Regions from separate parts of the Mus musculus genome. Here all the other regions are linked to region 3. A link is a loop called in an ENCODE intact Hi-C map of the cell type or tissue named here. Cell type or tissue: heart. All regions are shown on one strand.

Evidence for each region. Hi-C counts contacts between places; a loop is a spot of excess contacts. Peaks named below come from ENCODE experiments on the same cell type or tissue, not always from the same donor. Only the 100,000 strongest peaks of a DNase experiment are listed, where the experiment ranks them.
Region 1: a loop joins it to region 3, with 5 times the contacts of the local background. A loop is called at or near these places in 7 of 42 quality-filtered maps.
Region 2: a loop joins it to region 3, with 7 times the contacts of the local background. A loop is called at or near these places in 5 of 42 quality-filtered maps.

What each region holds. Positions count from the first base shown.
Region 1 is chr10:33,986,003-33,988,502 of GRCm38, reverse strand. It overlaps A830082N09Rik (RIKEN cDNA A830082N09 gene), which reads left to right. Exons shown (of 1, transcript NR_015526.2): 1 at 1-1,287. Among named protein-coding and RNA genes, the nearest start is that of A830082N09Rik, 7.8 kb to the left of the region's middle. In heart, a CTCF peak has its summit at 1,490 (motif pointing left); no DNase peak of the experiment used is centred here.
Region 2 is chr10:34,327,476-34,329,975 of GRCm38, reverse strand. The region is part of intron 6 of Nt5dc1 (5'-nucleotidase domain containing 1); the gene reads left to right. Among named protein-coding and RNA genes, the nearest start is that of Gm26564, 31 kb to the right of the region's middle. In heart, a CTCF peak has its summit at 1,519 (motif pointing right); no DNase peak of the experiment used is centred here.
Region 3 is chr10:34,095,258-34,097,757 of GRCm38, reverse strand. All of the region lies in intron 4 of Trappc3l (trafficking protein particle complex 3 like), which reads right to left. Calhm5 (calcium homeostasis modulator family member 5) reads left to right here and starts at 1,239. Exons shown (of 2, transcript NM_178908.3): 1 at 1,239-1,860. The coding sequence starts at 1,321. In heart, a CTCF peak has its summit at 1,097 (motif pointing right); a DNase peak (open chromatin) is centred at 1,127; H3K4me3 peaks cover 1,268 bases; H3K27ac peaks cover 1,195 bases.

The sequences.
Region 1 (2,500 bases), 110 kb after region 3:
TCATTTGGGGTAACCTGTATCTGTGTTCTTGAGACTCAGTTCTAGGGCCTGTGGCATCTACTGGAGATTATGGCAGGAATCAGGAGGCCACTGAGCATGGTGAATGAGAGCACAGGCAAGCTCCATGGCTACCTGATGTACTTGTCACTGTCATGTATGAGACACCTGTGTGACTGTCCAGGGAGAATGATCTTAGAAAAGATCAACAATGATCAAGAAGATAACACAGATCAGAGTAGAAGGTCCTGCCTCTGCTGACATGCCCATACTAAGCTTCCTTTGGAGGCCTTTGATTTTGTGGATTATAGAAAGAAGTATTTATTCAGACGGGAGAATATAGTCCTGTTGGTACTGAACTTGTGTTGATGTTAATCTGAGGTCACTGTTAAAACACTAGACAACCATTGAGTTTTTTGTATTGTTTTTATGATGGAGTGAGAAACTAAAAGATGATTGGACAGAAAAGAACTCCTTGCTCCATGGTGGGAATCATAGGACTTCTGTCTTGACCAGTTATGGGAAAATTAAATGCAGTACAACAACTGAAGCTTAAGATTTAAGTTGGACTCAGCTCTAGCAGTGGCTTTTAGGGCACAAATTAGAATGAGCTGATTTCAAAAACAAAAACCATACCTATGTTAAAGGTACCAAAAGACCAACTGCCTGATGAGAAGTTGGTGATTGTGGAGAGTTAGAAATTTGCAGATCCACAGCCAAACTTCTCTTAATCATTTTAGTATAGTAGCCATTTGTCAACCCTGTCTGGATCTGAATTCTCATCTTGTTCCCCACCGGGGCAACTTTGGGAATGTATTATGTCAACAGACCAGTAACTTGCCACCAGAGAAGATCTAAATCTTTTTTAACATAATATCTCCCTGCTTTGCTGAAACCCATTTACCTGGTGCTCTCACTATTTTGTGAATGTCTTAATTTGTGACTTTCTTTTGTTCTGTAACTATAAAAAAATTCATGTAACTGCTTCTGTGATGAAATGTCATTTGGGGTAACCTGTATCTGTGTTCTTGAGACACAATAACTCATATTTGGCTTACAATAAACTCTTGTGTTCTCTTAGAGGTGAACTGGATTGTTGTTGACATTAGCTAGCAAGTCAACATCAGAGATAGAGGAGAAAGAAGATCCCTGTTAACACAGAAGGCACAACAGGTTCTCATACTTCAAGGATTTTGGTAGCTATCAAAGAGACAGCAGTGTTTCTATTGGAGCTATGCTATGTGGTTTTCTTTATTGGTCTTTTATGATGAAAATAAAGATGTCTGTTTAACAAAATTGAGATATATCTTAATTTCACTTTTAGATAGGATATGGTGAATTACATTCATAAATCAATATTTTCTCATAATACAGACCCTTTTCTAAACCTAGAGTATATTCTTTATATATTGTAATGTGCATATACAATATTTTGGTCATGCAAAGACACTATCGCCACCTAGCAACCACATGGAGTAAATTGTCTTGAAAGTGCAGTGTTCACGAGTGCCACCTAGTGGTGAAAGCATTCATTCATTCTACCTTAGCACCGTTATGCAAATGGCATCTCTGAGCAGCAAAAACCAAGGATGACCTGGGTGGAATTGTCTGGCCACATGGTGGAGAGAGACTGCTGAAAGTTTTCCTCTGAACTCCACGTCTTCCCAAGCCCCTTACACACACACACACATACACACACACACATGAAAAAAATACATTAGAAGTATGAGTACTTTTTATGGTAACTGGTACAAGTTTTGTCTTAAGGATTTCTTCCCTCCATTTTAATCTTCATTGCAAGTGGGGAGATATGATGGAGGCTGTTTTCTTAGACACATGTTGGATAAGAGTGGTAGCTCCTGTGAACAGAAGCATGTAGTCACTTAGAACTTAGATCAAAGTATTGTATAGTCACAATATAGTATACAAAAGAAATGAAACTCATTTACCCACAGATCAATGCAGCACTCAGAACTCCCCAGAGGAGTTTCTTGTTTTAAATACAAAAACCTCAAACTGCTGAAAGGGCAGGGACTTAGGTGTTGGTTGAGTGCTCACCCACTAGTAGGATATCTGTATTTATAGCAATAAAAACTCAAGGGCCATTGCGGAAGTGGAGGCAGAGAGACTAAGACAGAGGTTGGAGAGGCCTGGAGGGAAGTGATGTTTTTTGGACATGACAGGACTGTTACACTCATGAATTCACAGCAGCTATGGTTGCCTGCACAAGAGCAAGACAGTCAGCTTTCTACGACAGAGGGATTTCACCAACTGAGGCTGAGGAGTAATGGACGTCGATGTTTTTTTGGGGTGTGTGTGTGTGTGTGTAGGGGTAGGTAATTCTCATTTTAAAGGTGTGGCTCCTTGTAAGGGGGGCATTTGAATGGCCCCAAACCCAGGAGTATTTAGAAAACACATATTGGAGTCTATGAGCTATCAAACAAAACCAAACAAAAACAGGGCATGAAATTGGGATCAAAAGGAGATGGTAATGGACCTGAGA
Region 2 (2,500 bases), 230 kb before region 3:
AGAGTAGACACTTGCTGCCAAGCCTGACAACCTGAATTTGGCCACAAGAACTCAAAACTAGTTTCCATAAGTTGTACTTTCTTATTTGTACCACACACACACACGCACGCACACTCACTGAAATATACAAAGCATAATAAACATGTGACGGTTTGTATATTCTTGGGCCAGGGAGTGGCACCATTTGGAGGTGTGACCTGGTTGGAGTAGGTATGTCACTATGGGTGTGGGCTTAAGACCCTCACCCTAGTTGCTTGGAAGTCTGTCTTCCACTAGCAGCCTTTGGATGAAGACTTAGAACTCTTAGCTCTGCCTGTGCCATGCCTGCCTGGATGCTGCCATGCTCCTACCTTGATGATAATGGACTGAACCTCTGAACCTGTAAGCCAGCCCCAATTAAATGTTGTTTTTGTAAAACTTGCCTTGGTCATGGTGTCTGTTCACAGAAGTAAAACCCTAACTAAGACAAAACAGCAGTTAGTATGTGCAAGTTTCCTTTATCATGAACAGAGGTATACTTTAGCCAGTAAAGATACTTTAAAACTAAGATGCCCTCAATTGCAGAAAAATTTTTTGAATGTGAATATTTGGACCAGTTTTTCTTAACCTAATGTCACCTTATAAATACTTGAAGATCTTCAAAACATACCCCTATTGTGGCCCAGCCCAGCTGTGTCAGATCTTCAGGGTGAGGCATAAGTATGTGAATTATATTACAGAGATATAAATAAAGAATTGTTAAAAGTATATTTCAGGCTGGGCAGTAGTGGTGCACGCCTTTAATCCCAGCACTTGGGAGGCAGAGGCAGGCGGATTTCTGAGTTTGAGGACAGCCTGGTCTACAGAGTGAGTTCCATGACAGTCAGGGCTACAACAGAGAAACCCTGTCTTGAAAAAACAAAAAAACCAAAACAACAAAAAAAGTATATTTCATGTTTTTCATTATATTGTTTACTTCAATTTTGGGGTCCTTTTTTTAGTATTTTATGTAGCATACTAATTTTTCTCATTCATCCATATGTGTTTACTGAACAATGAGTCATTAGAGCAGCCCAAACTACAGAGAGACTGTATAATATCCTTTGCTCTATATAAAATACACAAAAGAAATTTGCCTCTTTCATTCTCCAGTAAATATCTCTGTCTTTCATAGACAAGCTTTTTTTTTCCAGAAAATAATTCCTTGGATCATCTCCACAGCGTATATATTTTAACAGCCCACAGGTAACGTATTTAGCGTTTTACCAACATACTGGTAGAGTTGGTAACTTCAGTGTCCTCAGTTTTGTTCTGCAATGGCAGCAGCAACAGGTTGGAGGCTGGTGGTGGAGGTGTTGGCATCCCAGCATCCCCAGGACCCTTCACAGCTCTGCCAGCTCTTACCCCATCACAGGAACAATGGTGATAGCTGAGTGGTGTTTGTTGACCAGGGATGTTAGCATTACTGATGTGGCACACGTGTCTGTTGAGCTAAAGCAGTTTCAGTATTAAGTTGTACCACTTTTCTCTGGCCACGAGAGGTCTCCCAACCCTTCCAATCCCAGCAGGCCACTTCTCCACAGCAGACTGTTCCAGCATTCCACCCTGGCAGGTTTTTCCAGAATGCTATAGCAACCAAGTTTTTAACATAAAAGAGCTAAACTTTTATTCTTTCAAGTCAGCTTTTTGAAATTTTGCTCTTCATTCCATTTTCACACAGAAAATACCAGCTAAGAGGGGTGGTGGGGAAGTCTGGGGAATGAATTCCATAAAGTGACAGTAAAGTAGAATTCCTTCAGCATGGAAGTGAAAATGCAGATTTCTCTGCAAGGTCAGAGCAAACAAGATTGTTGTTTTCTACCTCAGATCTGAATTTCCTGTCTTATCCAGTTACTGTTAACCTGTTGGTGTCGTATTAAGTGTGATTTTATAAGGATAGATACAGACCAGAATTTTAGATACAAATGACGTTGACAGCACATAGCAAATATAGGCATTATCTGTTATGCACAGTTCGGCAGCATGCTACAAGTCATGTTATTGCTTTGAATATAAAGACATAATGTTCTTGTATTTTCTTCTATACTCATCTAGCATTCATGCATTGATTGTCAGCTTCATGCCAAGCAAAATATGTGTGTGTGTGTGTGTGTGTGTGTGTGTGTGTGTGTGTGTGTGTGTGTTTCATGCCTTCAAAGTTTAGTCTCTTGGGGGAAATCACCGAACAGAAAACTTACAATTTTGTAATTGTCCTTTAGTAAGAATATGTTTGGAGGACAGTAGAGAGGGCTAGGCACATACAGGCTTTTGTCACTGATGCTAACAATCTGAGTTCATCCCTGGGACTCACAGCTATGGAAGGAGAGTGCTCCCCTCTGTGGTCCTCTGACCTCCACTTGTGTGCCATGATAAGGGTGAAGACACATACACACACACACACACACACACACACACACACACACACAGACACACACACAAAATAAAAAACTTTAAAATTTTTTAAATCTGAATAATGTAGTTT
Region 3 (2,500 bases):
CAGGCTTAGAGAAAAACACCTTTACCCATACAGCCATCTTGCTGGCCCCTCTATTTCTTCTAAGCCATAACTCTCACAAATGTATAATCTGCTCTTTAGAGAAGCACGAATATAACAGCAAAGACTGTAGCCTTTTACTTGCTTGACTCCTAATCCAAGGCCTTTCACAAAACACCTAGGCGAAGCTTCTTACACTTATTCATGGAAATCTGACAACTGGATGTGCTGCCGTCATTCAGAGGTGTGAATTAACTTAATGTTTAAATTAAGAGCAGTGTAGGAGAGAAATGGAAGCAATTTTCTTAAATCATTTATAATGTGAAGTACAAAAATGTTCATTCATGTGCTCATTGGTTGATTGAATAGACAGGAGGACTGCCTATCTTGAACAATCCTACTACGTTGCAAATTCAGTAGCTACCTGCAAATCAAACTTCTGAGTGAGTTTCTAATCTACACGTGACACTATGTTCAGTCCTAGAAAACAACCTGGAGTCAGCTAGCATTTGCTAAGTGAACAGAGTGAAACATGTTCTGGTATGAAACACCATGCCGAGGTTCAGCGATGGTCCATATGACCAAGTGGTGGGTGGTTTGGAGCCCCGAAGATATCCTAACTCAGGTTTGGCATCTGTTTTAGAAAGATTTTCTTTGTGACTTCCCCTCCCACCAAAAAGAAAAAGAAAAACAAAACCTATCATGATGTGAATCAAGACGTTACATGAAGAGAAACGAGGATGCCTCCTTTTCTCTAAAGCCCCTGTAGTTATTAGACTTCTCACACAAATTCTAAAAACCCCACCCCATATGTTTCAGGTCTCTAATGAAGAAAACCCTTTTAGGAAGTCAGAACTCCTGTCTACTAAATCTTAGGGCACAGAGCAAGAGAAGAAACCGATCATGAAACACTGGGTCTGGAGACTGGCTTTGGCTACCAGTCAGTGGCTGAAACACATTTCTAGAAGCACTGAGCCCCCCACTGGACAATTTCTATACTTATAATTTGTATGAGCATTTTCGATTTGGAATCAAAAGCACGTGCAAAGACTATTAAAAGGAACTTGCGTTTACTTTTCAGCTTCTTTGGCTACCCTCAAGTGTCAGCAACCACCAGTAGGAGGCATTATCTGAACGTTGTTGGGAAATAAAGCATTCCTGGGGAATGACATTGTTTCCTTATCTGGCTCGATGCAGACTGAGCAGGATTGCTGTTTTGAAAGAGCTCCACCCTCAGCCTCAGCCACAGTTGCTGTGCTAAAACCAAGGCAAACGTCTTTCCCTCTTCGCGTGTGTGTGTGTGTGTGTGTGTGTGTCTCCAACATGGATGCCTTTCAGAGCATCTTAAAATTCTTTCTTAACCAAAAAACTGCTATTGGCTACAGCTTCATGGCTTTGCTCACCGTGGGTAGCGAACGTCTCTTCTCGCTGGTGGCATTTAAGTGCCCCTGCAGCGTTGAGAATACTGCCTATGGGCTGGTTTTTCTCTTCGCCCCTGCCTGGGTGTTACTGATCCTTGGCTTCTTTCTGAATAACAAGGCATGGAGACTCTTCACTGGCTGCTGTATGAACCCAAAAAAAATATTTCCCAGGAGACGCTGCTGCCGCTTCTTCTACGTCCTGGGCCATATCATACTGAGTTCACTGGTGGCTCCGGTGATGTGGCTCTCTGTGGCTTTGCTTAATGGGACGTTTTATGAATGTGCTATGAGCGGGACAAGAAGCACAAGGCTCCTGGAGATGATTTGCAAGGGCAAGCCCAAAGAGTGCTGGGAAGAACTGCACAAAGTCTCCTGTGGTAAAAGTAGCATGGCCGCTATGGAGAGTGAAGAAGTGAGGCTATCCCTGCAGGCCCAGTCTCAGGTAAGGACAAACATGCCTTTTGCTCCTAGTGGGAACTTCTCTGGCTTCCTTTCATCCGTCAGAGTCTGAGTCTTGCCAGGATACTTTTGACACTAAGTGGAAATTGGAACATGATGTAGCATTAAGAGAATCTCAGGAAAAGCTTTTTAGGGACAAGATGGCTCAGTAAAATTGCTGATTGGATTGTGTAGTCTCCATTTCCAAAGAGAAAATATCCTCTGGGTTATGCATATGTAAATACTTAAGTGCTCAAAACTCTCTCTCTCTCTCTGGGTTGACTCTAAATAATGCAGAACACAATGTCATCCACTGAGTGCTAAACCTGAGCTGTAATTAAGCACTACTGTCTCCTATCAATTATTTATTTTCAAGCCGATGTCTCAGAAAACACAGACACATCTTATTCATCCACTGAAATAGAGCTGAGCCAAATCAGTGACCACTTTTCAAAGTCTCTTGGGGTATAATTAGCATAGAGATTTCCTTGAGTAACCACAGTGGTAACTGGTATTTCTATGCATGAGTGCTGTCAAGATTGAGAGTTCCCCGAATAAGATGGGACTGATCAGTCTTTAAATGGTCTTTGGTAAAGTGTGACCACATTCCCTGGGGCAGTTTATGGCTTTTGCTCTCTGTGCTG